4 separate regions of the Homo sapiens genome follow, and regions 2, 3 and 4 are each linked to region 1. A link is a loop called in an ENCODE intact Hi-C map of the cell type or tissue named here. Cell type or tissue: PC-3. All regions are shown on one strand.

The links. Peaks named below come from ENCODE experiments on the same cell type or tissue, not always from the same donor. Only the 100,000 strongest peaks of a DNase experiment are listed, where the experiment ranks them.
Region 2: it touches region 1 in a loop (20-fold over the local background); 9 of 110 quality-filtered maps call a loop at or near these places.
Region 3: a loop joins it to region 1, with 38 times the contacts of the local background. A loop is called at or near these places in 15 of 110 quality-filtered maps.
Region 4: a loop joins it to region 1, with 4 times the contacts of the local background. A loop is called at or near these places in 4 of 110 quality-filtered maps.

Annotation. Positions count from the first base shown.
Region 1 is chr6:120,821,897-120,829,896 of GRCh38, reverse strand. No RefSeq gene overlaps it. Among named protein-coding and RNA genes, the nearest start is that of TBC1D32, 510 kb to the left of the region's middle. In PC-3, CTCF peaks have their summits at 3,251 and 3,452 (motif pointing right); no DNase peak of the experiment used is centred here; H3K27ac peaks cover 449 bases.
Region 2 is chr6:120,401,128-120,409,127 of GRCh38, reverse strand. No RefSeq gene overlaps it. Among named protein-coding and RNA genes, the nearest start is that of MIR3144, 390 kb to the right of the region's middle. In PC-3, a CTCF peak has its summit at 3,002 (motif pointing left); no DNase peak of the experiment used is centred here.
Region 3 is chr6:119,738,177-119,746,176 of GRCh38, reverse strand. All of the region lies in intron 2 of LOC105377975 (a long non-coding RNA gene), which reads right to left. Among named protein-coding and RNA genes, the nearest start is that of MIR3144, 270 kb to the left of the region's middle. In PC-3, a CTCF peak has its summit at 3,803 (motif pointing left); no DNase peak of the experiment used is centred here.
Region 4 is chr6:120,374,628-120,382,627 of GRCh38, reverse strand. No RefSeq gene overlaps it. Among named protein-coding and RNA genes, the nearest start is that of MIR3144, 360 kb to the right of the region's middle. In PC-3, a CTCF peak has its summit at 3,834; a DNase peak (open chromatin) is centred at 3,837.

The sequences.
Region 1 (8,000 bases):
TAGAAGGTGCTGAATAAATAAAGTCTATTGAATAAATGAATGAGTTAGCAAGGTCAAAGTAGAATCCTAACAAAACAACCTCAGTGATGAGCTAGCAAAAAAACCCCTGTAGCCTCCTTGCCTTGGGCAGGTGAAGTCTCAGGTTCTGGGGTACAATGGGCCTGTACCGGGAGCTTGTCACCCAGTAGCCATGTGAGGTAACACCTGCTGTGCCATTAAAAAATAAATGTGATGACTGTTTTCCAGAGAGAAACAAGCTAAACTAAACAGGGACGCAATTCTCTTCTGCAGCACAGAATTTTTCCCCTTTCTTCTTTTCGCAGTAGGACCGATCAAAACTAGGCTTGAGAGGCTGCAAACAGAAAGTCAAGGTAAATAAGTGTCAAAGTTATTCAAAGGGACCCTGAGCTGTGGTATTCTGTGTAACTGTTGAAAAGAGTCAATCTAAAAGACTTGGGCATCTTGCAATTACAATCAGGTTTAATCTAAACAGAGAATTCAAAAAAGAAAGAAAGAAAAAAGTAAAGAGCCCTTCTACTTCCACGGGATCTGGCCTTTGGAGCAGGTTCCTGAGAAGTATCACTTGAGGCTCTGATATCAAACCAGCAGTTTCATAAATGGTGAGATTGTAGGTTAAATAAAGGCGTTCATTTCTGATGAGTTTCACATCAGGAGACTGTGCCTACCACCCTTTGAGGTTTCAAAAATAGCAACATATACATGTTACTTCCATCTAAGAGGAGCCAAAGTGCAGACAGGCTGACCTGAAGCGTTCATTAACAACAGCTGGAAAGGGAAGAAATCATGTGCACATCTAACCTAGATTTAAAACCATTAATTTTTCCTTCAATTTCAAAGCTGTTCTGCTTTCATAGTGCACCATTTATCTAGTATAAAAAAGAAAATACCTTCAAATGATTCCCTTGTTATTCTTTTTATTATTTAATATATATTAGAACATTCCTGGCATACTATGTCATATATGACCTGAAGAGGCACTAGAGTTTAATAGAAATAGCGGAGATAAGGCATATAAAGCTCTTGGTACAGTACTTGGCACAGACGTGGAAGGCATTGAGTCAATGTCTGTGCTTATCCTTCACAATAGGACATTTTGAATAGGTGACCTGATTTTGAGTTCTGGTTCTGTATCTTGCTAGTTTGGTGACCTTGACTGATAAGTGCCCCTTTCAGATTTGCCTTGGCTTCCTCATGTAAGCCATAAAGGAAAAAGTTTAAAAAGTAAAAGAGAAAACAAAAATGTTGACCCGGAAAATACAAACCCAAAGAAAGCTATGTGACTTAGATTTTGTTTGTTTGGTTAAGTTAAAAAAGCTAACAAAGACAAAGAATTAGTAAAAATATATAAATAAATAAGTCACTGGAAAAAAAAGATTCAATTCACTTAGAAACTATAACAATTGTAAACATATATATACCTAATAAAATACTTTTAGCATAAATTAAATTAATGAAACTGCAGAAAGGAATTTATGAATGTACCATCACTGTGGGATAGTTCAGCAGGTTTTTCTCATTAATCAAGAGATCAAATGACCAAAACATGAGTTAGGATAGAGAACACTTGAGTTATGTAATTAACAAGCATGAGTTAATATTTGACTTAGTAATAATGTAATGCTTAAGGTAAAATAATTTATGGCATACTTTTGTGAGCAAGAGGAGTGCCACAATTTATTATGTTGGGACAGTAACCATAAACTGGGGATTAATGTAGGGCAACTGGTCACATGGAAACCCTTACCTTTATAGAACTTGCTCTCTAATAATTATAGAAGAAACAATCCTCTCAAACACACACACAGGACATTTTTTAAAACATGACCATTAACTTGGCCACAATCAAGCATCAATGTATTTTTAGAAAGCATTATTATATAACACTAGACTATGGGGTGTTTTCTGAACACAGTGATTAGTTTGGAAATTGGGCATTAAAACACATTTTTAAACTGCTCATAGGTAAAAGAATAAATTATAATAAAATTTAAAGCAATTATAACTAAATAATAAAGAATATAGAACATATCAAAATATGTGGGAGACAGCAAAGTTAATACCTTAGAGAAAAATTCTGAACATAAGTAGTAAAATTAGAAAGGAAAGAGCTGAAAATCAATGTGCTAAGCATCTAAATTAAGAAATTAAAGGTGAACAGCTAAATAAATGCAGAGGAAATAGAAGAAAGGGATAAGACAAGAACTAAAATTAATAAAATAAGAGAGCTAAAGTACTTTGTAAAAAACCAAAAGCTGTTTCTTTGAAAAACATAAAAATAGACAAATTTTGTGATATTGCTGAAAAGAAAAAGAGACTAGGTGCCACTGAAATAGTAAGGATGAAAAAAGAGATAGATGTACAGATATAGAAGAGACTGGAGCATAATAAAGGAATATTATGACCAACTTTATGACAAATCTCTTGAAAATGTACCAAAATTATATTTACATATGTGTAATTTACATCTACATCTCTATATATGAAAATACTTTTTAAATGACCAGTCACCGCTAAAGTATTAGCTAAACATAGGCACTGGATATAATGTAGGGAAAAGTTTGAATCATAGAATCTTACCTTATCCAATACTTAGCACAATGAGCAGAAATTATTAAAACTAGAGTATCCATTTGGGTCAAGTTTAACTCCATGTGATAAAAATCCCCAAAGAGTAGTAAGTTTAAGAATGTGCTGCTTTTTTTCTTCCAAATAAAGGAATCCTGGTGGCATCATGTAGCTGTCAGTGACCTAGGCTTATCCCAGATTTTGACTCCTTTATTCCTGTAGTAAAATTCTTGTTCTCATTTTCCAAGACGGTGGTTGGAGTTCTATCCATTACCTTTTTATATTAAGCCAGCAGCAGAATGAAGAGGAGAAAAGAGCAAATGGAACATGCCTGCTATCTTTTAGGGATATTTAGTAGCAAATGCCGGAAAATATTTCTGCCCGTGTTTTAATGGCCAAACTTAGTGACATGAACACACCTGCTTACAACAGACACTGGCAAATGGAATTTTTATTCTGAGCAGCCATGTATACAGCGATAGGACAAATATTCTACGGAAGAAAGAAAGAAGATATAATGAGTGTAGACAACCACTATTCTCTGATATAACCAAGCAATGAACTCTCTGGCAGCATCCAAACATGGAAAGATATTCAACCACATAATATACATTTTGAAAAGTAACTGATTCTGGTATGTTGCAGTTTAGTCTTCATTTCCTTCTGTACCTCTCCAATGCCATAAAGTGGAAAGAGGATGAATTGAAAACATTCTGAGAATTCTTATTATTTCTCAATTTAGAGAAATGCAGATTAATAAGGCAATTAAGTAGCCTGGAGAAAATTTCTGAAAAGCCCCTTAAAAAGACAGTTCTCTCTGCCAACAGCAGGTCTCAGGTTCTCAGCCAAGGCAGGAGAAACCACCAGGGGTCACTGTGTTCCAGGTGAATAGTCAAAACCATAAATGGAATCTTCCGTAGGAATAATATACACCTGAACTCAGTGAAATCAATTCTACTAAAAGACACTTAACACAATCTCAGCAGACAGAGCAGAGACCTGACTATCCGAAAATGACTGCACTCAAACAAATAGAGCTTTTTGTTGTAAACTGCTCAACCTAAAAAATCTAAAAAGTACATGTAATAGCAAAACCCCAGTTCTCAAACTGTAGTTCAGAGAGAGTGCCAACCAGATATCATGTAAGCCTGAGTAGTGACAAGAAAAATTCACCACATTTTGTAGGGGAAAACAGAAATCCTGGATAAAGCTGCCAATATTAAGCATTGAAGAAGAAAATACGTAGCCTAGCAACTAAACAAACTTTCTTCTTTTTTTTTTTTTTGTTTGAGACGAAGTCTCGCTCTGTTGCCCAGGCCGGAGTGCAGCAGTGGCTCACTGCAAGCTCCGCCTCCTGGGTTCACGCCATTCTCCTGCTTCAGCCTCTCCGAGTAGCTGGGACTACAGGTGCCCGCCACCATGCCTGGCTAATTTTTTGTATTTTTAGTAGAGACGGGGTTTCACCATGTTAGCCAGGATGGTCTCGATTTCCTGACCTCGTGATCTGCCCGTCTTGACCTTCCAAAGTGCTGGGATAACAAGCATGAGCCACCGCGCCCGGCCCAAACTTCCTACAGAAAAATGAAGAAAAGAAAAAGACAGAGATCCCAGAGTGCAAGTGAGCATTACCCAAAGAAAAGTAAAACACATATGAGTAGGTTATTTCTGCTTAGAACTTATAAAGCTTGGTTGGGCACAGTGGCTCACGCCTGTAATCCTAGCACTTTGTGAGGCCAAGGCGGGAGGATGGCTTGAGCCCAGGAGTTCAAGACCAGCCTGCACAACATGGCAAAACCCCATCGCTACAAAAAATACAAAAATTAGTCCGGTGTGGTGGTGTGTGCCTGTAGTCCCAGCTACTTGGGAGGCTGAGGCTAGAGGATCACTTGAGCCCAGGAGGTCAAGGTTGCAGTGAGCCGTGATCACCACCGCACTCTAGACTGGGTGACAGAGCAAGTCCCTGTCTTAAAAAAAAAGTTATAAAACTCATCTTAATGTAATAACTCAATGATGTAATAATATTATAGAATGGCCTAATTATAGATCTGACAAACACATTTGATGTATGATAGAATAGATTATAGATAGATAGAATAGATTATACATAGATAGATAGAATAGATTATAGATAGATAGAATATTGCTCAAAACTGAATCCCTAATTTGCAGGAAAGCCATGAATATTGAGAATAAATTAAGAAGAAAGAGGTGAAGTGATTAAATAAGTTAGAAAGAAAACAGAGTAGCCAAATAATGATTATCAGAGTCCCCAAGGTAGAAAATCCCCCCAAATTAAGAAAAACTATGAACAAAAACGTAATTTTAAAAGTTCCCTGAAGTAAAAGGAGAACTGAGCTTGAAAATCAAAGGAACTTGTATTATACTATGAAATCTTGGTATAAAATCATCAATATTAACACATATTCTTTTTTTTAATTTTATTATTATACTTTAAGTTTTAGGGTACATGTGCACAAAGTGCAGGTTAGTTACATATGTATACATGTGCCATGTTGTTGTGCTGCACCCATTAACTCGTCATTTAGCATTAGGTATATCTCCTAATGCTATCCCTCCCCCATCCCCCAACCCCACAACAGTCCCTAGTGTGTGATGTTCCCCTTCCTGTATCCATGTGTTCTCATTGTTCAATTCCCACCTATGAGTGAGAACAAGTGGTGTTTGGTATTTTGTCCTTGCGATAATTTGCTGAGAATGATGGTTTCCATCTTCATCCATGTCCCTACAAAGGACATTAACTCATCATTTTTTATGGCTGCATAGTGTTCCATGGTTCATATGCGCCACATTTTCTTAATCCAGTCTATCATTGTTGGACATTTGGGTTGGTTCCAAGTCTTTGCTATTGTGAATAGTGCTGCAGTAAATATACATCTGCATGTGTCTTTATAGCAGCATGATTTACAATCCTTTGGGTATATACCCAGTAAAGGGATGGCTGGGTCAAACGGTATTTCTAGTTCTAGATCCCTGAGGAATCACCACACTGACTTCCACAATGGTTGAACTAGTTTACAGTCCCACCAACAGTGTAAAAGTGTTCCTATTTCTCCACATCCTCTCCAGCACCTGTTGTTTTCTGACCTTTTAATGATCGCCATTCTAATTGGTGTGAGATGTATCTCATTATGGTTTTGATTTGCATTTCTGTGATGGCCAGTGATAATGAGCATTTTTTCATGTGTTTTTTGGCTGCATAAATGTCTTCTTTTGAGAAGTGTCTGTTCATCTCCTTTGCCCACTTTTTGATGGGGTTGTTTGTTTTTTTTTTCTTGTAAATTTGTTTGAGTTCATCGTAGATTCTGGATACAAGCCCTTTGTCACATGAGTAGGTTGCAAAAATTTTCTCCCATTCTGTAGGTTGCCTGTTCACTCTGATGGTAGTTTCTTTTGCTGTGCAGAAGCTCTTTTTTTTTTTATTTTTTATTTTTTATTATTATACTTTAAGTTTTAGGGTACATGTGCACATTGTGCAGGTTAGTTACATACGTATACATGTGCCATGCTGGTGCGCTGCACCCACTAACTTGTCATCTAGCATTAGGTATATCTCCCAGTGCTATCCCTCCCCCCTCCCCCCACCCCACAACAGTCTCCAGAGTGTGATGTTCCCCCTCCTGTGTCCATGTGATCTCATTGTTCAATTCCCACCTATGAGTGAGAATATGTGGTGTTTGGTTTTTTGTTCTTGCGATAGTTTACTGAGAATGATGATTTCCAATTTCATCCATGTCCCTACAAAGGACATGAACTCATCATTTTTTATGGCTGCATAGTATTCCATGGTGTATATGTGCCACATTTTCTTAATCCAGTCTATCATTGTTGGACATTTGGGTTGGTTCCAAGTCTTTGCTATTGTGAATAATGCCGCAATAAACATACGTGTACATGTGTCTTTATAGCAGCATGATTTATAGACCTTTGGGTATATACCCAGTAATGGGATGGCTGGGTCAAATGGTATTTCTAGTTCTAGATCCCTGAGGAATTGCCACACTGACTTTCACAATGGTTGAACTAGTTTCCAGTCCCACCAACAGTGTAAAAGTGTTCCTATTTCTCCACATCCTCTCCAGCACCTGTTGTTTCCTGACTTTTTAATGATTGCCATTCTAACTGGTGTGAGATGGTATCTCATTGTGGTTTTGATTTGCATTTCTCTGATGGCCAGTGATGGTGAGCATTTTTTCATGTGTTTTTTGGCTGCATAAATGTCTTCTTTTGAGAAGTGTCTGTTCATATCCTTCACCCACTTTTTGATGGGGTTGTTTGTTTTTTTCTTGTAAATTTGTTTGAGTTCATTGTAGATTCTGGATATTAGCCCTTTGTCAGATGAGTAGGTTGCGAAAATTTTCTCCCATTTTCCAGGTTGCCTGTTCACTCTGATGGTAGTTTCTTTTGCTGTGCAGAAGCTCTTTAGTTTAATTAGATCCCATTTGTCAATTTTGTCTTTTGTTGCCATTGCTTTTGGTGTTTTAGACATGAAGTCCTTGCCCATGCCTATGTCCTGAATGGTAATGCCTAGGTTTTCTTCTAGGATTTTTATGGTTTTAGGTCTAATATTTAAGTCTTTAATCCATCTTGAATTAATTTTTGTATAAGGTGTAAGGAAGGGATCCAGTTTCAGCTTTCTACATATGGCTAGCCAGTTTTCCCAGCACCATTTATTAAATAGGGAATCCTTTCCCCATTGCTTGTTTTTCTCAGGTTTGTCAAAGATCAGATAGTTGTAGATATGCAGCATTATTTCTGAGGGCTCTGATCTGTTCCATTGGTCTATATCTCTGTTTTGGTACCAGTACCATGCTGTTTTGGTTACTGTAGCCTTGTAGTATAGTTTGAAGTCAGGTAGTATGATGCCTCCAGCTTTGTTCTTTTGGCTTAGGATTGACTTGGCAGTGTGGGCTCTTTTTTGGTTCCATATGAACTTTAAAGTAGTTTTTTCCAATTCTGTGAAGAAAGTCATTGGTAGCTTGATGGGGATGGCATTGAATCTATAAATTACCTTGGGCAGTGTGGCCATTTTCATGATATTGATTCTTCCTACCCATGAGCATGGAATGTTCTTCCATTTGTTTGTATCCTCTTTTATTTCCTTGAGCAGTGGTTTGTAGTTCTCCTTGAAGAGGTCCTTCACATCCCTTGTAAGTTGGATTCCTAGGTATTTTATTCTCTTTGAAGCAATTGTGAATGGGAGTTCACTCAGGATTTGGCTCTCTGTTTGTCTGTTATTGGTGTATAAGAATGCTTCTGATTTTTGTACATTGATTTTGTATCCTGAGACTTTGCTGAAGTTGCTTATCAGCTTAAGGAGATTTTGGGCTGAGACAATGGGGTTTTATAGATATACAATCATGTCATCTGCAAACAGGGACAATTTGACTTCCCCT
Region 2 (8,000 bases), 420 kb after region 1:
CAAAACATTCAGAACATTCCAGTATGATCATTAGGTTTTTGACCTTTGTTTATAAGATGAACAGTTTTTCATTTTTCTGTATATATACATATACGTATATATACGTATATGTCCTCAAAAAGTGCTATGAAAGTATCAAAAACTCGTCTCCCTTTGGAGTAAAAACATTGTATCTAACTCCATAAAATGTAGGAAGTCCATATATATATATATACACACATATATACATATACGTATATATACATATATGTATATATATGTATATATATACATATATGTATATATGTGATATGTATATATACACATATATGTATATATGTGTATATATATGTATATATGTGTATATATATATATATACGTATATATATATGTGTATATATATATATATATATATATATGGACTTCCTACATTTTATGGAGTTAGATACAATGTTTTTACTCCAAAGGGAGACGAGTTTTTGATACTTTCATAGCACTTTTTGAGGAAGATATAATTAGCATTGATAATAGCCAATAACAACTCCATTTACCTGATTCAAAATGAGTTAAATGGATACATTTTTTTCATGCATTATTAGCAATATTAACAAGCCCACTGGCTCAAATATAGATTTCTCAACTGGAGCTTTGCAATAATAAAATCATCTATTTATTACAATGTGTAACACCTTTCTGGTCAAAGTGAATATTTATTTTGTTTTAAATTTCATTAACACAATAATTAATACTAAAAACCTATTTCCAAATTTTTCCCACAGATAACACTGGTAATAAATTGTGTTACAAGTTAGCTTCCTTTAAAAATATCCTGTATAAAGTATAAATTTTAAAAATCCATCTGAAAGCATCAGTTTTATTAATTGAAACAAAAGAAAAACTGTGCACCAATATATAATTAATTATTTTCTGAACTCCAGAGATTATGCTATACTATAAGTAATAATGGAAGTTCTTAAAGTCACAAATGGAATTAATATAACCTATTGCAAATGAGTAAAGTCTACTTGTGTACACCAGAAATATTTTGAATTATATTATTATTTAGTTGAAAATGTTAAATATTTTCTCCTATGGCATTGGTTACTACAAATTCTCTCCACTTTGCTGAATTTCATGTTTTATTTACATCTTCAGATTTTTTCACAATAATGATTAAGATGACTACTTGTATCATTCAGTTTTCTCTCCTGAGCTTTGTAAACATTATTCCATTTTTAGCAAACTAAAATTGCTGAGTATGATCTTTGACAGGTTAAATGTTTCCTATGTCTTCTTCCTGTATTCTTATAGGATTCTTTCTCTAAACTTGAATTTGAGTCACTTCCCTAGTATGAGTCTTGCTAAAATTATTAATCATTTATTTCTGGAAAAAATGAACCTTTTTATCTTTTATGGGACCTTGAAAAATGAGTTCTTTTTATCTATGAGCTACTCTCTTAAAACAATAGTCTATAGCATCTCTCTCTAGTGTTAAAATCATAAATTAAAGAAAGTAAGTAAGAAGGTAAGAGAGGGTAATTTGTACAAACAACGGAATTAATACTCCATATACCATGAAACAGAAGATTGATGACTCAATAAGAAAAGGCAATAACCACAAGGATAAAATAAAATCTTTAGGAGAGAAATACTTTTGTAAGTTTATAAAGCATTAATAAGCTAAATAATTATCATAGAAAAATCAAGTAAAAAATAAATTTTTGAAAGAAATGACATAAATAATCTACAGAATAAGAAAAACAGAGATGATTGAATCAGAGAGAAGTTCTTTTTAGGAATAATGAACATTAGATGCCCTACATAAATTAGCTGCTAGACCTGAAACAAATAGGAAACAAATAAACAGAAATCTATCTAATCCATATAGAATGATAAATACATATGAGAAAGGACCAACAACATCCTTGTACAGTGTTTTTATGTGGTATCTTTCCACAGCAGCATAGAAAAATAGTAAAAGACACTTCAAAGATGTAGAGTTTCTGATTTCATGGAAACAATGGGGTCCCAGACGGGGTGAGTGTGAGTAGCAGGTATTAAACCTCCAGCACAAGGTGCGAGTGATTGGTCTAATAAGCCACAGAGATGTGGGTAACCAGATTGTGTTCTTTCTTCAGCAGTCTGTAAGGACGGATGACTCATTTCAGGGCCCCAAGGAATCAAACAGATGAGCAGTCTATCAAGGGGCTACATGAATCATGTAGAAAATGGAAGAATTCTAGGTCTTCTTATTAACCAGGAGAGCAAATGTTCCAATTATGTTCTAACTTGGAAGAAAAATGTTGGCCAAGAGACAGTACAAAGATAGCAGGAAACTTTACTGAAAAGAAATATAGTGTAAAGAGGTTATTGCAGAAAAAAAAAAAGTATTCCCCAAGGGAGGAGAGGGCTGATCCTGTGGGAAAACAGCTCCGAGGGTCCTATGCAGGGAGTCTTATTGTGTTAGACATCTTCAAATTCCTGCCTCTGTCTCAAATCTCTACCTTTTTCCTTAGTGTAGTTTTCCCGCTCCTGCCTTAAGTCCTCGCCTGTGCTCCGCCCCCCTTCCCCAGGCTTGTGGGACCCTCTCTCACTGTTGGTTAATGTGCATGCGCTGGCCCATGATTTACTATGAATCCTGTCTGATGGCGGCCCTACTCATTATTGCCACCCTAGGAAGGTTGTATAGCAGTCAAATCTATAGCTATTGCACCTGAGTATCTCTTTGGAATTTCCTTCTTTCCCCTAATCTGTACATATGGCGCCAGGTTTCTCTTAGGAATGTCCCTTTTGCCCTTCTTATCAGCATATAACTAGTGATGTTCTGATACTTTAATCGCAGAGTGAATGATTATTGGGGTGTCTTAAGAGGTGTCTTGGGGCATTTCTTTCCATGTAGCTACCTCTTCTTCCCTACCCACTTTTGACTAAGTGCCCGCCCACTCCAGCAGTAGAGATGCTGTTAATATGCAAATTTAGGGTGGTCCTGGAATGAGCCTTCCCAGACTTTTCCCTTCTCAGGAGCTCCCTCTCCTGTTCATTTCTAGCTATCGGCCTACTCTAAAATTCTGGGCATACAACTGACTTGAATTGCTGTGAAAGGGCTTCAAAATTTCATACCCAATTCTCAGATGCAAGCCAATTAACAGATTCAGAGCTCCTTTTTTGAAAGATCTTGTGTCAGAAAAAAGAAAAGACACACAGTTTGAAAGAAGTAAAAAGATAAATGGGTATCCTTTCAGTGAGATGCAAGGCATTGTTTAGATCTGGAGGGACCTCTCAGAATAATCTCATAATATAAGAATCTGAATCTTTTATAACCTTTGACTATTTTGCAAATTTTGGAGAAAGAAGTAGCTTATAGAGAGTTTATGCTATCATCAGTAGTTATTTCAAAAAATGCAAATGAAAGGTTCCAGTGAAGATGTAATTAGCATTTTTCATTACCCGTGTATGTGTGTATTCCTTGGATTCTCTTTTGAACTGGTTCTCTCTTAATGGAAAAAAGTAAACGCTTGGATACATGTTCAATTTGTTGCCAAGATGCCAGAGGTTTGGTCAAGGTCCTATTGCTCATCATATGGAAAGCCAATCACTGAAACAGTGAGTATAGCCACGGAAGAAAGGCTTTAATCAGATGAGGTCATCCAATAACACTGGAGATAAGTCTCAAATTTGTCTCCCCAACCAACTAAAATTGGGTGTATATATAGCAAAAAGTAATGAAAACAGGAATTAAGGAGGGGTAAGGAGGCAGTCATGATGAGGAGCCTGGTATCTCATTGTCTGGATCTGGTCATCTGGTGAGTTCCACTTCCTTAATACCATCTGTGAGAGCTGAGGGTCAATTTGCGGAGGAAGGAACTCAGATAAAACAAATGTAAGTTTCAATCTTTAAAACCAAAACCAAGAGGGCCAATTACAAAGAGATGCTAAACATCAATTTTATGAGACAATTGGGCTAATTTCAAATTTATATTTTTATGAATGTTATGGTGTTAGTTTTAAAATATTTTAACAGTTTGGGAGTTTACTGAGATGCTGAAAATATTTGCCTGACAGGGAGAGATAAACCACACTGTCAAGGAAGTGTTATTCATAACAACTTAGATGTAGATACAATTTTTTTTTTGATTCCCAGAGAGAATACCATGCAGCAAAAACCTTAACTTTTATAACTCTCTGTTTCCTGAGAAAATGTTTCCACTTCACTGATTATATATGGTGTTTTATTGTGTTTTCTTATTCATTCATGAGTGGTAACTTTTCTCTTTGGTTGCGGCAGTGATTGGGAATTTGGTCTTATGATCTCAACTATTTGGTGATCTCTGTAGATAGATAATAGTAATCTGTTGAGTGAGAGACAATAAAGATCCAGTTTGTTAATCCTTTGCATTTGTTTATCTATTATTCTATTTTAAACTCAAATATTTAAGAATTTTAAGTCTATTGAGAGAAAGGGCCTTTGAAATATGGAGTAGATGCTTGTGTTTCTGTTTTTACTCTTGACCTAATACTCTTGAAATTGTAAAACTGACACTATAAGCTATAGTTTATATGTCTGTGTCTTTAATTCATGGAGCTCTTTACCTTTTGTGTAGATATGAAATCTTTTCTTTTTTCTAGAGAGTATTTGATTTATAAGAAAAATATCATTGATTTTAATATCTCTTAAATATTGATTTTGTTTTGCTTATAAACATAATTAGGCAGTTAATTAAATGGAATATTTTTTAAATTCCCAGGAAATAACTAAATTGGGTTTTGTATACTTTAAATGTGCTAAAGAGAAAAATTCTTCTTTCAGTAATTGTAAGCTCAGAAACACTTTAAGAATCTAAGTTTACAATTGTGAATAGTGCCACAATAAACATATGTGTGCATGTGTCTTTACAGCAGCATGATTTATAATCCTTTGGGTATATACCCAGTAATGGGATGGCTGGGTCAAATGGTATTTCTAGTTCTAAATCCTTGAGGAATCACCACACTGTCTTCCACAATGGTTGAACTAGTTTACAGTCCCACCAACAGTGTAAAAGGGTTCCTATTTCTCCACATCCTCTACAGCACCTTTTGTTTCCTGACGTTTTAATGATCGCCATTCTGACTGGTGTGAGATGGTATCTCATTGTGGTTTTGATTTGAATTTCTCTGATGGCCAGTGATGATGAGCATTTTTAGACTGGATTAAGAAAATGTGGCACATATACATCATGGAATACTATGTAGCCATAAAAAAGGATGAGTTCATGTCCTTTGTAGAGACATGGATGAAGCTGGAAACCATCATTCTGAGCAAACTGTCACAAGGACAGAAAACCAAATACCACATGTTCTCACTCATAGGTGGGAATTGAACAGTAAGAACACTTGGACACAGGAAGGGGAACATCACACACTGGGGCCTGTCGTGGGGTGGGGGGAGGGGGGAGGGATAGCATTAGGAGATATACCTAATGTAAATGACGAGTTAATGGGTGCAGCACACCAACATGGCATATGTATACATATGTAACAAACCTGCATGTTGTGCACATGTACCCTAGAACTTAAAGTATAATAATAATAAAAAATAATAATCTAAGTTTACATAATTAAGGTCAATCTTTGGCAGATGAAACTCTTGTGCGTCAAAGTACTTTGATAGACTGCTAAACACTTATATTGCAGGCAATTCTGAATTATCCAGGGCCCTCTGTGAAATAGAAATTAGCTACTTTTGGTAAATGTTACAATTAATATGAGTAGTTGAGACTATACTAGCAGCAACTGTGGCACAACTAAAACTGTATGTGTGTGGTGTTTTTAAGGTCGAAGAATAATTTTATCCTCAAGAGCTATTTCAATTCTTTGATCTCAGGATATAATTCATCCATTAAGTGAATTCTTGAATACACTGAGGACAAACATTCTTTTAATACTTTGTAATAAAAGAAATAAAAACTGAAAATGTTTAAAATATTTATCCTTAAAAGATAGCTCATGTTCATGGATTGGAAGAAATAACAGTGTTAAAATGTCCATACTATCCAAAGTGATCCACAGATTCAATGCAATGGCTATCAAATTGTCAATGTCATTTTTCACATAAAAAAATGGTATAGTATACAACCTAAAATTGGTATATTACCGCAAAAGACCCAAAAGAGCCAAATCAGTTTTGAGCAAAAAGAACAAAGCTGGAAGCATCTAACCAGAATACATAAGGAAATCAAACAACTAAATAGCAAATAAAACAACACACACATACAAAAACAGCAAATAATACAATTTAAAAATGGGCAAAAGATTTGAATAAACATTTATCAAGAAAAGACACACAAATAGTCAAGAAGTATATGAAAAAATGCTCAACATCACTAATTATTAAAGAAATACAAATCAAAACAACGAGATGTTATCTGACCCCAGTTGAAATGACTATTAAAAAGAAAAAATAAGAGAAGATGGCGAGAATGTGGAGAAAGGAATGCTCGTACACTGTTGATGGGAATGTAAAGTAGTGCAACTGCTATAAAAACAGTATGGAGTTTCATCAAAAACTAAAAATAGAACTACTCTATGATCCAACAATTCCCCTGCTGGGTATATATCCAAAAGAAAGGAAATGAGTATACCAACAAGATATCTATACCCCCATGTTTATTGCAGTACTACTATTCACAACAACCAAGATATGGAATCAACCTAGGTTTCCAATGACAGATGAATGAATAAAGGAAATTTGGTATATGTACAGAATGAAATATTATTCAGCCAGAAAAAAATGAAATTCCATAATTTGCAGCAACATGGGTGAAACTAGAGGTCATTACGTTAAGTGAAGTAAGGCAAGCACAGAAAGTCAAATATTGCATGTTCTCACTCATATGTGGGAGCTAAAATAGTGAATCTCATGAATTCATTACGGATTGAACCATGAAGAAATTCAAAACATGAACAGATGAATAACAAGTAATGAGACTGAAGCCATAATAGAAAGTTTCCCAGTAAAGAAAAACCCTGATAGCCAATGCCTTCACTGCTGAATTCTGCCATACATTTAAAGAACTAATACTAACTCTATTTACACTTTTCCAAAAAAAAAAATAGAGGAGGGAATACCTCCAAATTCATTCTACAAGGCAAGCATGACCCTGATACCAAAATGAGACACATCAAAAAAAGAAAACCACAGGCTGACACTTGGAATGGATATTGATCCAAAAATCATCAACAAAGTAATAGGAAACCGAATTCAACAACACATTAAAAAGTTCATTCATCATGACCAAGTGAAATTTATCCTAGGGATGCAAGGATGGTTCAACATATGGAAATCAATGAATGTGACACATCATATCAACAGAATAAAGGATAAAAACCATACAACCATTTCAATTGATGCTGAAAAAAGCATTTGATAAAATTCAACATACATCATGATAAAAATCCACAAAAAAACTGGATATAGAAGTAACATAACTAAACATAATAAAAGCCATATAAAACAGACCCACAAATAGTATCATACTGAATGAGAAAAAAACTGAAAGCCTTTCCTCAAAGATGTGGAACACAACAAGGATGCCCACTGTCACCACTGTTATTTAACATAAAACTGGTAGTCCTACCTGGAGCAAAAAGACAAGAGAAAGAAATAAAAGGCATCCAAATTGGAAATGAAGAAGTCAAAATATTATTTTTTGCAGGTGATGTGATCTCATGTTTGAAATAAAACCTATAAACTCTATCAAAAAATATTCAGTAGCTTTTTAACTACTGAAAACTCAGTAGTTAAACAAATTCATTAAAGTTGTAAGACAAAAAAACAATGTACAAAAATCAGTAGCATTTCTACATGTTAATAGTGAACAACCTAAAAAAGAAAGAAAAATGTAATCTCATTTACAATACCCAGAAATAAAATTAAATGCCTAGGAATTAACTTAACCAAATACACGAAAGATCTCTATAAGGAAAACTATAAAATACTTACAAAAGAAATTATAGATGACACAAAAAATGGAAAGATAATC
Region 3 (8,000 bases), 1.1 Mb after region 1:
AATTTCCAAAAATATCAGCCGAGTTATTATTGCACATGAAAATAGACATTATATATTCACCCAGTGGGGGGAAAAGTTGTGCTTAAAATATGACATGAATTGATTCAAACATCCCACAAGAATTCCTCTCTTCTTGCTGATTTTCCTATGACTTGTAGCCATGGTACAAAGCACACAAACACTCTGTCTATGATATGAGATATGACCCAAGCCATAGAATTTTAATATTTGTCTCCTCTCCTGAGTTATTTGAGTTGTCTGTTTGAAAAAGTTATTCAAATCTGTTTTTATATTTAACATGATCTTGACAGTTCTGCTAGTCTAAGGATTTCATGTGTTACTGAGCTACAAGTTTTTCTCGTTGTCTTTCTCCTTTAACCATCCATATAGAGTGCAGGTCAACACTTGATATAAAAATTCTAATTACTACTAAGTAACTTGATACTCTATGCATCCAACCACAGTATATTGTATTATCCAATTTTATCTTGGAGGAAATAAGTTGAAATAAATTGGTCTTTCTCTTTCTCTTACTTTGTTTGATTACCCAGGTGATTATGTACATTCATTTCTTTGAGCAGAGAAAAATCATTCCAGCCATTCAACCCCTATAGTAATCACTTAGCTTTTATTGTCTGTTAATTATATGGAGAAAGAACACACATTCACAAGAAAGATGAATGGAAAAATTAGGATGAATGGAAAAATAATAAAAATTCAAAATGGGATGTAAGGCAATAAATCCTACAGACATTTCCAGGATGGCAAAGTTTCAAGTAATGTCTGAAAGGGAAAAAACTCTTATGTCAAGAGGTAAACACAACTTCTTCTTACCTGTTTGGTCAGCAAGTTTATCAAGTATCATAGACACTCTCTGAATTAGTATGATTCAAGAAAACCCATAGAAATGTTTTCTGGCATTTAACTCCCTAACAGATGGTGTACCTATCTATATGCGCATTAATATGAGCTGATATATGCTTGTGGGAAATCAGTATTATAAAGTGGTATACCCACAGGAGGCCTTCCAATATTGTAATGCTCACTTAGACTCTTATTTCTTTTATAAATTAACATTGTTCTCTATATTCTTTATGAAGCAGCAACATCCTTTCCTTAAGAGTTAAAATAAGGACTTCACAAGCTTTCAGAGTCAAAAATATATAAAGTGACTTAGCAACAAATTAAAATAGTATATCTTAGAAATTTATTTTTCTGCTCAAATATTTTCCTATACCTAGTTCTGCATTCTGCCATTCCTCAATTGATCATTCACAAAAAGGAAATCTTCTTTCCTAAAAGTAGTTTGACATTCCCTTAAGGATCCAGATCTGTTTGCAGGCATCTCATTTAAGAAGCATTCTGATGTGATATGGAAGGAATTAAGAAGGAAGGAAATTGATCTGATCTAATTTGATGTAACATAAGCCAAGTGGTTTATTATAGACAAATTCCCTCAACTGTGAGTTGTTGCCCACTGAAGGAAGTTTCATATAAATGATTACATGAATGGGGAGATGTAAAAATCTGCCAGATACAGTCACCACAATATTAATTTTCCTTCTCCATAAACAGTATTTCATGGCCCTCCAACGAGCTGCATCCAAGAAAAGTCACTCAAATGCAAATTTAAAAACAGCCCTATATAAAGGTGATGAAGTTCACTACCCAGATCTAGAGATTTGAGGGAGTATAAGAAGTCAAAAAGATGTCAATCACAGGAAACCATCAATCTCCAATCCTTTACAGATCAAAATCTCCTCTATCACAAATATTGAGTCATCTCCAAAATATCACAGTTAAATTTTACAAGAGATAAGAAAAATGAAGATAGTCCCAGCCAAAGACATGGCTTCTCTAGTTCTCACTTTGAATTATTTGCAAGGCACATGTATATATTTATTTATTCCAATAGGGAATTATGGCAACATGGCAGTGAGGAGTTCAGAGTAAATGGGAGAAGCTCAAGACATTGGGTTAGACCAGAGATATTTCAAGTGGGAGCCTTAACCTAGTACTGTCCAGGAAAAGTAAGTTTAGAAAGTGAGAGTAAACTTAAAAGTAAGAGTATATGTTTAATAATATTACAAGATATCCATCCTCAACAGAGTGTAAATATAAAAGTATGATGATGATTATGATGTTCAAAATTGTGCCATGATCTTGATCAGTCACATTTGACAGTACGAAATACTAACATTGCAAAAGTGTGTTACTATTCATTTCATAGTAGATACTTTTATTATTCTCATTATGTAGATGAGGCAACTAATTCTTCAAGAAGGTAGTTGCTTTGCTCAAAATCACTCAGGTAGGAATTAGTGGAGGACAGATTAAAATCCAGATCTTCTGACAGAAGATCTCACAGCTCAGAAACTAGGTTGTGTGCAATTAAGCCCCTCATCCCCATAAAAGTTACTTTCTTCAATCTACTCTGGCCTTTTGAGTTAGAGAGTACAATAAAGCCTATTGCAACAATATCAGGTCTAGTTGAACCTGGCCTGGAACCTCGCTTCTACAGATCTACAGAGCCAGCAACATGGACATCATCTATCTTATTAGACACGCAGAATCTCAGGCCTCATCTAATGCTTATTAGACACACAGAATCTCAACCCTCATCCAATGCCTCCTAAGTCAGAATCTTTATTCCTACATGGGGATTCAGATGCACTTTAAATCTTAAAAAGCACTGGCCCACAACTCTAATAGTACCTTATTGCCAACCTGTGGTTGATTACCAAGCCTCGATTTACCAATTCTCCCACCTACTTTAGAGACTTGGAGTTAGAGCTAGATAGGCCTGAGTTCTGTGTGAACTTGCATAAGGAGATACAGTTTTTTCATGTGCAAATGAGGAAAATAACTCATTCTTCCCAAGGGTTGTCATTAGAATTAAGAGAAGATATATATATATGTTATATATATATATGTTATATAGATATGTCATATATGTTATAGATATGTTATGTATGTTATATATATGTGTGTGTATATATATAGTACTATATATGTGTGTATATATATACACTATATATACACATATACACATATATACACTATATATACACATATATAGTACTATATATACACATATATAGTACTATATATACACATATATAGTACTATATATATACACACATATATATATAATATCATCAAACATATATGTATTTGATGATACACACAGTAGGTACCCAATAAGTAGTAATTCCATCACTTCTTCCTCAGCCCTCACATCACTATTGACCACCATCCTTACTTACTCCCCTATAATTGACCTCAGCTAAATCCTCATTTCCATCTTTTTCGAGTCCTGATTCTAGTTCTCACTCAGCTGACATTTCCTGCCCCCTTTCCATCTTCAAAAGGGGTTCCTTTCTGGCTTGGTATGGTCTGCCATTCCCACCCTCTTCAGATAGCATCCCAGAGCAACCAACTCACAGCACATGTGCAGAGATATCACATGTGGATTGCCTAGCAAAGCTCTGTTTCATTTGCATGCTTTTGAATTCACTTGCATGCCTCCAGGTAGAGCATGTACTCTCAACTTGGCCACAGACCTTCATCACCTTTTGTCTTTCATTGGTCACATTCACAGAAGTATGTTTCTTGTCACATCTCTATAGGCACTTGTGTTTGTGAGTTTTTACACCTCAACTCCTTTAGCTTTTATCCTTATTAACTACGGAGGATAAAAGGGCAAAGGGTTTAACCCCCTGGCTAATTACAGAGGTCCCTGCACAAGCACTTGCCCCCGCCGATGACTTTCGTTGTATGTGGTCCTCTGCTGCCCCCTACGGGCCTCTTCCCACTTTGCCCACTGGCCTTGATTAATGTCTGTTCAAAACCGTTAAGAATCCTTGTCCTGATTTCATAGTGCAGTATATAGAGTGTACCCAGGTAAAACTGCAAGGTTTCACATTGGAAAGAATAACTTGAAACATAAAATACACTCCCCAACTAACAGTACTTCCTTTATAAGGTTCTATCCATAGTACTTATCTCACTTTCTTAAAAATACATAATTACTTGTCTATGTATGCCCCCACTAAATGGAAAGCACTGTCAGGGCCACATAATCCAGCCTTGGGCATAGGGGAAATACCCCAGAGGAAAGGATGCCTAGCTAGACTCACAACAAGTGAGTAGACTATAGCTTGACCAAGGACATGAAACTAAGAAAAAGCTAGAGTCTTTGAAGAAATAATCAAAGTTCAGCATGGTTAAAAAGTTGAACATTGTAAGCAGAGGTACATTAGAGGGAGAAAGTAGGAAAAGAGGAAATTGGAAGTGTAAGTTAGGTCCAGATCATTAAGGACTATATTTAAAAGTTTATAATTTGTTCTAAGAACAAAGATGATCAACTGCTGGGTTTTAAGCAGAAAGTATAGTCATCAGGTTAATATTTCTGAATGATCACCCAAGAGCATTATTACAGCAAACCAGGCAATAGAAGATGATTGTCTAGACTAGATGAATTGAGGTGAGGGGGGAGAGAAGTAGACGGAGAGAAGTAGATGGAGCCTGGAGAGATTTAGAAGATGCAATCAACATAGACTACAAAGAGAAGAGATAAATGAAGAATGACCACGTTTCTATTTTGGATCACTGGGAACATATGGTGCTAGAATTAACTGAGATCAGTATCTCAACACAAAATACCATCAAAGAAAAAACAACAACAATAAATTGAACCTGATCAAAATTTAAAATTTCTGCTCTTCAAAAAACACTATTAAGAAAATTAAAGGGCAAGGCTCAGACTCAGAGAAAATATTCACAATACATATATCTGAAAAATGACTTGTTTCAAAAATACAAAAAGAACTTTCACAATTCAATGAGACAAAAAAGCCAATAAGAAAACGGGAGAAGATCTGTACAGACACTCCACAAAAAAAGATATACATATGTGTGTGTGTGTATACATATATATATGTATGTGCATACATATACATATATATATGTATACACACACACACATATATACAATGACATATGAAAATATGCTTACCATATTTAGTCATCAGTGTGATGCAAATTAAAACCATAAGATAATATTATATAGCCATTACAATGGCAACATTTTTAAAAACTGTTAATACCATGTCTTGGCAAGAGTATAGAACAACTGGAAATCTCATACATATATTTCCAGAGGGAATGTAAAATGGTATACCTGCTTTAGAAAACAGTTTCCCAGTTTTTATAAATTTAAATTTACATTTACCATATAACTCAACAATTCCCCTTCAAGGTTTTCAACCAAGAGAAATGAAAATATATGCCCATATGAAGACCTATAAGCAAACGTTCAATACGACTTTATTCAAAATGGCCAAACAACGCAAATGTATTTCGATAGGTGAATTGTGACATATTCATACAATGAAATACTATGCATCAATAAAAAGGAATGAACTATTGAAACACACAACCACCAAGTGCATCTTTAAAAAGACTTTGTTAAGCAAAAGAAGCTACACACAAAAGTGTACATTCTATATGATTTCCTTTAATATGAAACTCTAAAAAAATGACAAGTCTAATATATAGGTATAGGAAACTGATCAGTGATCCCTTGGGGCTCCAGTGGGATTGATTAAATAGAAAGGAACATAAACATTTGAAGGTGATGGAAACATTCTATATCTTGATTGTGGTGGTGTTTACATGGGAGCGGAGTTCAGGGGTGGCTGAATTTGTCAAAACCCATTGACACACACTTAATATGGTGCATTTTATCATTTATGTCAATAAGGTTGACTTAAACAAATAAATTAAAAACTAGATACTTGGTAATTTGAAAGGTCATAAATGACAATTCATGAACTCTACATGATGAAGTTCTTCTCTTACTTCTCTGGAGCCTCTTTTAATTGAATTCTAATAGCAAGACACAATGACATGCTCTCAACATTATAATGAAGTACAACAAAAATCCATTTTCAAAATTTTTTAAATTAATGTGTGATACAAATCATTCATGCTCCCCCATCAAAAAGAAAATATTTAGTTCAGTATAATAGTTTTAGAATATTTGTACTCAGTGAACCTTGCTGCACATATCATCCTTTCTAACAAAAGGCATAGTTGAGTCATCACAAAAGTGAAAATAATAACAAATTAATGTGGCGGAATGAAAAAGAGGCTATGCTAATGATCGGTGATAGCACAACCACTAAACAGCTGCTCAGTTCTCTCCAGAATCAGCCTTATCCTCAGCTACATTTTCTGGAGCATTTCTCTTCTGGCTTTGAACCATCTGTCATTTGGCAGATAAGCTGTATTCCGAGACATCTATATTCAACTGCCACTTTTCAAACCCTGTGAGTATGGACTAATTCAAGACGAGACTATGATGGTCTATTTTAACATTTTGTTTTCCTTAGTTTCATTCAAAATCCTATCACGTAAGGGAAAAATTTAGAAAACTTCAATGGCAAAATGTAGCATAATTGCTTCTAGGAAGTTTCCCTTACCTTCTGTAAGCTTTTAGTGGCAATTCAATAAATTTTCAAGCCTTGCAAAGAAGGAGAATACCATACTATTACCTCTAGTCAATAATGAAGATTCGCTGGGGATTCAGCTAATTCAGAAGCCTTACAGGTTTCCAGCATCTGTAGTATTTTTCTCCTTAGCTACATTTAATCCCAGTCCTGAATACAATATTTTAATTAGTTATGACCATATTCAGTTATCATCTTCCTGCTTCCAAACTGTATATATCACATGAGAAATGGAAACAAAATTCTTTCTTGATCTTTGAAATAACCCAGAGTACCCAGTTAATTTCCAAATCTATATTCTTAGTTGAATAGAAGAAAATGAAATGGAACCAGCTTTCTGAGCTAAATAGAAAAAGTTCAGAACTGAGATGAAGAGCTAAATTATTATTTCCAATACATCAAATCAACAAGTTCATAGACAGCCTAAAAAATTCCACATTTTAAACCTCTCCACTGAATTCACCCTGAATATACCATTCAAGGTGGAGTGAGAAACATGGAGGCAGTGTTATCTTTGTATACGACAATTCCTATGAATAAAGGAATACCATACAAATATTCCTATGAATAAAGGAATATAACAAAGTATACCAGGTTATTACTATCTCGACAAACTGTCCAGTTCATACTTAGAACGTTCAAAATACTTGATTTAAAAATTGAAAAGAGCTTTTCCATGTGATAAAAATCCATACAGTTTTAATTCAGAAATAAAAATAGGCCCTAGTGCAAGTCACTGTTTACTCTTCTCCTTGTCCATATTTTTACATCCCAAAAGAGAAAGCCCACTTTACCCAGTGCTAAATGCTGACATTTGGAATTACCACAGAGCAGCATGCAGGAGGTTCTCAAAGATGGAAAATTACCTTGTTTCTTTTACAATTTAAAGCGACTGGTAACTTGCCCTTATGCCTAAGAATCAGTAGATATAGATTTCTAAAGTGATAAGGAGGTCTCTATAAAAATGATCACATAAAGAGGCAGTGTGCTGGTGCTCCCATCACAGGAAACCAGACACAGTTTTGATTTATTCACAGCCCCTGACACATTAACCACTCACATAGCTAGTAAACACATCAGCTAGCCAAAGATCAAGATGCTTTACATATTTGAATACTTTGCTTACCAGAAAAGCACCTACTATATTTGAAAGCACCTTTACACTAAAAACAAATACTGGAGAACCCATGGCAATGCATATTTTAAATACACATCCTCTGCAGAAAAACACTATTTTCAATAAACATACAGGTTCATATTACTGCCAATCCCTTGGGAGAGCTGTAGTGATGAGCACTGGTGCCCTCCCACCCATCAGAAAACCAAGAAGCTAACACAGCCTAACCCTATCACCTCCTGCTATTCATTCTTTTGCTCCTTTCTCACCTGAAGACTAAGTAAGAAAAATAGAAATAAGGTTAATATTTTTCTTTGCTGAAATAAATAGGATTTTATAAATGTGCAATTTCACACCATCTCCTAAAAATC
Region 4 (8,000 bases), 450 kb after region 1:
TTTTATTTTATTTGAGAGGGAGTCTTGCTCTGTCGCCCAGGCTAAAGGGCAGTGGCTGGATCTCAGCCCACTGCCAGCTCCACCTCCCGGGTTCACGCCATTCTCCTGCCTCAGCCTCCCGAGTAGCTGAGACTACAGGCGTCTGCCACCACTCCCGGTTAATTTTTTTTATTTTTAGTAGAGACGGGGTTTCACCGAGTTAGCCAGGATGGTCTTGATCTCCTGACATGATCCGCCCTCCTTGGCCTCCCAAAGTGCTGGGATTACAGGCGTGAGCCACCATGCCCGGCCGATCTATGGATTTAAAAAAATAAAATTGAAACTGTTGTGGATAGTTAATATATATAAATAATATATATTTTTAAAACGTTTATTTTAATAGTTAAATAAAAGCTACATAAACATGCTTTGAAAAGATTTAGCCAAAGGGTAAAGATAAATAGAAAAATGTTTCCTGCCCTGTCCTCAGTCTCTGTTTTCATTTTCTTCCTCAGCAATAACCACTGTCAACATTTTAAGATGTCTTCTTTCCTTTATATATTTTTAGAAGCATACATTTGCATTTATGCCACCATATATTTACATGCATATGTTTTCATATATATGTGTAGATAGATAGATAGATGGATTTCTACATACATAATTTCATGTATAAAAGCATATATGTTCACGTATATCTATATATTTTAAAATATATGTATTATTCTATGTGGGTTTTATTGCACTTGACATTTTTTCTTTATACTCTCTTAAAAATTTTTATGTGCTAATGCATGTATATCTACCTACTTGTTATTTTCAGATGATTCTAGTAATTTGAGGGGTAAATGAACCATGATGAATTTAATCAATTATTTGTTGATGATGAATTTGGGATTTTTCCAATCATTCAATATTACAAGCAATGCTTCACTGATCATATTTGAACACATGTGATTATTCTGGTAGTATAGATTCCTGGAAATGGAAGCACAAAGTAAAATCCCTGCATGTTTAGATTTTGTTTTTCATAAGAGCTTTACAGTTGAAATACTCATCAATGTACTTAATATTTTACATTTTGAAGAGCAATAAGGAATACTGTATCTGTATTTTAATTTGTACGCCATCATTATGAGTATGTTTAGGAATTATCTTTTATTTTATATCTTTATTTATTTATAAATTATTAATACCCTTTGCTCATATTGATTTTTAGAAGCATTTTTTTGTGGTTCTGACTACTAATATATTTTTGGTTATAAATATTACTATATTTTCTCTCAACCCATTAAGATTAAATAAACAAACTTAATTGTTACTTTTGCCCCAGATTCCCATGTATTAATATCATCAAATCTATGGACGGGTAATAGTCTTGACATAGCTCTCATGCTTTATGGGGATAAATCAAAATTGTACAATATATGAGAGGGATTTGGAATAAAATCCTAGAGATATTGGTGGATTCTATTGACTTTAGAATTGACTTTAGAAGTTCAGGACAAGTAAAGAGCATTTACATTATTCAGATTAAGAAATTATGGTTTCTGTAGAGCCAAATTATCATGACATATTTTTCTAGCACAGATTCATCTGATCTATTGTTTCAAATGTTTAGCCTAATATTTATCCTAAATATCCTCTTCTAATTATATTATTTCTCCTTGTTTCCATTGCCTTTTCTCATTGTCAGTGTTTCTCATTTGCTTTTCTGTAATTTTTTTTTAGAATTTCCAGATATATTTGATCTATTTATCTTTAAAAAATAACCAGGTTTTTTTGCATTTATTATTTCATATATTTACGTATTTTTATTTTATTATTATCTATCCTTTATTTTTATCCATTTATAATCAATTGTTAAAGGAAATTGCTATGCTATGCACTTAATGCCATGATATTTTCTTCTGCAAATTTTGTTATTCATATACATGTTGGTATGTATTATGCTGTGTTTTTGTTATCATTCCTTTTTTAATAGTTTCTGAGTTTAGTTTTGATTTCTTCATTTATTTCATAGTTATTTAGAAGGGTTTTTCAAAACTTTTATGTTTCCATTTGGATTGGTTTGGTTTTTGCTTGTGTTTTTTTTCTACAAAAATGTCACGCTTTTGACAACAAATAGCAGAATAAGTAAATATTTATATTAAAAATACAAATAGAAATTATACACTAGGGAATGCAAAACAACATAAGAAAACTTACCATTCTAAAGCTCAACAAAATTGCTATGATTGAGTTTCAAATGTATCTTGTTTCCTGGCAGCCATGGCAAAAAGGGAAACCGTATCAATTATACACTGAACCACACTAGATAGGAAATAAATCTCTGGATATGGAAAACAAAACTGAAAGTTTTCTTGATATTTAAAATAAAATCCTCACGTGTATCGTATATAGTAGATTCTAATTCATGTAAAAAATATTCTTAGTATTATGCATATAGCAAATGTGGCCTAAATGACCATGTAATTACTATTTTATATATATATATATGTTTTAAGCAATTTAGATTTGTGGTGGCTATATTTCTACTCCCTGAATATTTTTAATTCTTATTCTAGACATGAGTGATGACAGCACTTCTTTGCTCACTGTGGTCATCCAGTCATGTGAATACTTTAGTTAATGGTTGTTAAATGTGAGTGCTCTGTGTTACTTAATTGCCTGTGTGGGTCCTCTAGAGCTTTCTTTTCTTTCCGTCGTGGTGCAATGACCATGCTCAGTATGGTACCCATTTCTTAGCCTGTGTATGAGGGTTAGAATAATGCAGAAAACTGGAGACTCATAATGGGCATAAAGCATGAATAAGAAATAAAATCTGAGTAGTTTAAAGTCTGAGATTGGGAGGTTTTTAAAATTATCTCAGCATAATCTAGCCTGATATAAACTGGATTTCAAAACTGATTTCATTCTAAGTAGTTTCATGTTGCACTAAAATATTAAGTTATACTTTGTAAGATGTATTTTGATCCAAGGATATATATGAGTCATATAAGTTATATAAGCATAAGAATTTCCTCCCAGTATCACTGCACCTTTGACAGAAGCCACATAGGAGCTAGTTCCAACTTGCTCTTTTAAATAGGAGGCAGAAATACAGAATTACTATAAAAAAGGGAGATTCAAATGTCCTGAAACCCAGAATGAGTCTGTCAGACTTGTAGCTACATTAAGCAAATCTAAAAGTTTAGTCTTCTTCTAAGCATGTACAACTTTCCACTCGCGCACAGAAATTAAGGCAAGAAAGGGTAGAACCTTTCTTCAAAAGCAGCTTGGAGTCTCATCTTCCTCCACCAAAACAGTATCAATTACTAGTTGACTCTTGTATATCAAAATGTGCCCTGCAATGTTTACCACCCAATTTGAAAGGGAAAAAAATGTAGATCTATAATTATTTTTCACAAAAATTGGTATGAAGTTTAAGTTATAAAGACTCTGAAATGAGACACAGAGCCCCCCCACATATTTCAACTGTATCACTTTTCAATTGCCATCTGTTGTTATTGTTGTTTCCTTTATTCTCATGCTGTCCTCTGGCTTTACAAAATCCGACTTGCAGTGCCTGTGTAGGTGGGTTGGCCTCCCTCAGCAATTCCCTGATTAGTAACTTTTCAAATGTTCCCTTATTTTCTGTCTTATCATGTAAATTGTAGTTCTGAACTCTTTCCCACATTTGAAAACTCCAAAGGGCTCACTGCAATAAATTCATAACTGAAAAAATAGCATACCTCCCTTCTATGAGGTCCCTTTGAATATAGGTTATGTCCCTTTGAATATAGGAGCATTCCTTAATGACATACAGGAATTACATGGCTTAGAATTTTTGAGAGGTGGCGCTCTCAGTACACTTCAAATCACTCTGTAAAGGTCTCTCCACCTATTGGTTGAAAGTGGTAACTACCTGAATAAAACAATATAAAGTAAATTGACTGATTTCTTCCTACAAGGGCATTTATTTGATACACTATAGTAGTAGTAGAAGTATTGTGTCACCTTAACACGATGCTGAATCTGTCAAACCCTTAAGTACTTGGATTAAAAGTACTTAAGAATAAAAGCAAAGAAAAAATATAATACATAGGAGACAAAAGAATTAGAGATGTGAATTATAAGGAAACTGGAGCCAAAGAGAATTACTGAAGTTTGATTGGGTGGGAAGACCCAGAGAAGAAATCACAGTCTAAGTGTGAAGTTGTCCTAGATAATTGAGAAGCAGAAGTGATTGGAGAAATGGCTATGTTGGGAAAGGGCAAATTCAGACAGGAAGAAAATCAGGAACATTCATTGGTAGAAAGAAATCACCCTAGATAATTCTGCTAGCCATGTTTTCCAACATATTCTTCATAAACAAGTACTATTTCAGAGACTGGGAGTGTCTAACAGTCATAAGTCAAAACCTCTAATGCAACCCACTCAATTGCATGGAGCCATCAAGACAATTAAAGGTAAAGCCAAGGGCAGAACCCAAGTGTCTTATTCTGCCAATTGGCTTATTACTCCTGCCTCAGATAAACACAAACAAAACAAAATAAAAACATGATATAAATGGCAGGATTTATTGGTGATCAAACATCTGTTCAGTAGATTTTTCAATAAGAAACGTATTTCAAATTGGCAACCACTTCTGTTCCTGAATTGCACACTAACATTTTATCATGAAAATTGCATACCTAACATACCTAAATTCAGATGAATCAATCAATGAAACTGTTCTTTTATAACCTGCACAGCTTTCTAGAAAATTTATTGTCACCTTATACGTTCTATTGCTGCAGAGGCATTCTTGGTTAGCATTTTCAGTCTAATGCTATTTTGTTCAAATTCCTGAGGGAATTGGGATTGATAGAGTACATATCTAACTAGATACAATAGCCTAATTTTTAAAAATAAAACATGTTATATTTTATATTAAGTACTTGAGTAGGCATTAGTAATATATACTTTTACACTTAAAGTAATAAAATCTCTTTTAAATTCTGGTTGAAATGCAGTGGCGGCTTCTAAATTGCTCACTGTTTTAAAAAATTATTATACATACGTAAAAGTTTTTGAATAATTGGAACTAATGCACTTTAATCACTAATGCTAACTTCTTTTTTACACATTTTTAATGGAGTTTTAAAAAAAATCTCTTTCACATAACATGATACTGTTTCCTCAAACAAGACAGTATACATATGCTAAATGTTTTCTGGGCCAGGCGCAGTGGCTCATGCCTGTAATTTCAGCACTTTGGGAGGCCAAGGCTGGCGAATCACCTGAGGTCAGGAGTTCAAGACCAGCCTGACCAACATGGTGAAACCCGTCTCTACTAAAAATACAAAAATTAGCCGGGCATGGGGGCGGGCCCCTGTAATCCCAGTTACTCGGAGGCTGAGGCAGGAGAATTGCTTCAACCCTGGAGGCAGAGATTGCAGTGAGCAGAGATGGCACCACTGAACTCCAGCATGGGCGACAGTGAGACTCCATCTCAAAAAAAAAAAAAAAAATCTGAAGAATCAAGCTCATAATCACTTATATTTATAAACCTTTAGAGATGAAAGAGATGAACTGAGGATCCTAGAGAATCACGTTCAGAAAGCACTGGGAAGCCTAGAACTCCAACCTAGGTCAGTGGCTCCTTCCACCCTCTACATTTGCCTGTTTCCTTTCTGCCCTCTAATTGATGAGATTTACAGTTGTGAGGTGAATGGATCTTTTTGTCCACCTATACATACTATATATAGCTTTGAGTTCTTAAGTACATTTCAATTTTTGTGGTTGTCTTTGGTTCATAGTACAATTTCCTACATGTTGTTGCCTTTAAAATATTGTAATCTGAAATCTCCTTTTCATGAAAATAGTAGGTTAGGAAAGACAAAGATAAACAACATTTTATAATTGAGTATATCATAAATGTAAGAAAACAGGACTTGGATTTTCCCTCCACAATACATATTTATATGCTTTCTGATTTGTTTATTATGGGGCAGGTATATTTTCACATTTAAATGTTTAGGTTATATTTAATTTTTCAATTATGATATGGTTATCTTAGTGACTTGTGGGAAGTGAGTTTTGTCATGATGGTTTAAGGTAAATGTCACAGTACATTTTCTATAATTCCCAATGTCTTTTCTAAATTCAAATTCATATTTATTGTAGAAGTTATTAGCAGCTGAAAAATATATATATACACACATATATTCAAATGTAATCATCTAGAATTCATGTTGAAGTGAAAGAAGAAACAGTGGAGTCTGAATATATTTTTATGCATAAGTATAATGTATGCATATGACATAAGCATATAGTGTTAAAGGAGCAGAGACTTAGGGACATACTACACCTACCAAATGTCTAAAATGCTAAGGATAATCTTTAAAAGTAAACTGAAAGAAACACAACAAAAAATTCACTGCTGTTTCTTGATTATATTCCTAATGATTCCAGACTAGGACCAGTTGTGTTGAATTGTATAAAAAGCTAGGGGCATACTTCCATTCGCTGAGTGCTTAATGAGCCCTGGTGTCTGTCTTTATGATCTTGATACAACTGATACCATTCAAACCTGTACCATTTCCCAAAGGCTTTGGAACTAATTGAATCCTCTTTAATGTTCAGTAAAGAAGGAGCACGTATTTTTACCTTCCATGCATTACAGAAGGCTCACACCTCCCGGTGACTCTCTTCCTGTTTTACCCAAGGCTTGCTTTCTAGAGGATCCTGATATGAAGGGAGGAGTAAGGTTTCATCTTTGGAAAGCAAAGGTCATTGGGTTGCTTTATTTCAGGGTTATTTGAAAGTTGAATACCTTCCTGAGGAATTGTTTCTACAGTGATTGCCAATTTTCTGCTTGAGAGGTTTATGATCAAATTGTCTTTGGTAGGAGTTTTTAGTTGGGATTTTTTTTACTGCTGATGTTCGAGAACATTTGCTTGCACACGTTAAAATTTCTTTTTCTACTGTGGTTAACATTTACAATTTCGAGCACCCATCAAAATGAGTTATCCAGAGCATATGGCCTAGAAATTGATAGATATAATTTCAAGGAGGAATAAATGAATACAAGACTTTAACATGGAAGGCGGCAAGGCTGTGGGTAAACCAGAAAATAAAATAAAAACAGAAAATAATCTTTAAAATGAAACTTCAGGATATAAAGATTCTGCTAAAGGATAAATAATGTCTCTTGGAACCTGGTAAACACATAGGGAAAGGTCTAAGGTAAGTTGCAATAAGAACCACAATTAAACCCTTGAATAAACAAAGTCACTTAGATAAATACCTTATTTTCCTCTGGTTTTTACTTTTCGTACATTACCTAAAAGGAAACCAACTTTCTCAAGCCATTCTCATTAACTGTCCCTAGATGTCACCTTAATGAAAATATCCACCAGGGCCTTCGGAGTTTTCAGGGCATAACCATTAAGTGAAATAATGAGTGACATTCTTTACGAGGGCAATGTAATGATACTAATACTACATCCTGCATGAAATTAACACATCTAATGTGGCACACATTGTCCAATACTAACTCTGCAGATTGCAATGCCCCAGTATCAAAATTCTATATAACAACAACATCAAAAGATGTTTACATCTTTTTCGGAAACTGAAATCACTAATTCTCTGCATTATATCAGATATCCCAATTTTCCAGTAGGCAGAAAAATGAATATAGAACCGGTTTTATTTCACCATATCAGTTTCATTTTAACTTTTGGCTCAGTCAGCTTTATGTCAGAAATATCTATTCCTACTCCATTTGACTGTTTACAAAAGGAACATATGTATATTATATTAATAAATAGAAATGTAAATCCATTCCAAAGAGTTCAGTCCAATCAATCTAAAATAAAAATTGCTAAGAATATCAGTGGAAACATTATTTAAATATTATAGTTTATGAATCATTCCCAAAAGTAAGACACATATTAAGATGGTGCTAATTACAACAATGAATTTCAAAATAATGACATTTTTTCAAATAACTCTCAAATATTTATACAAAATTATTGTAATTTGATATTCTG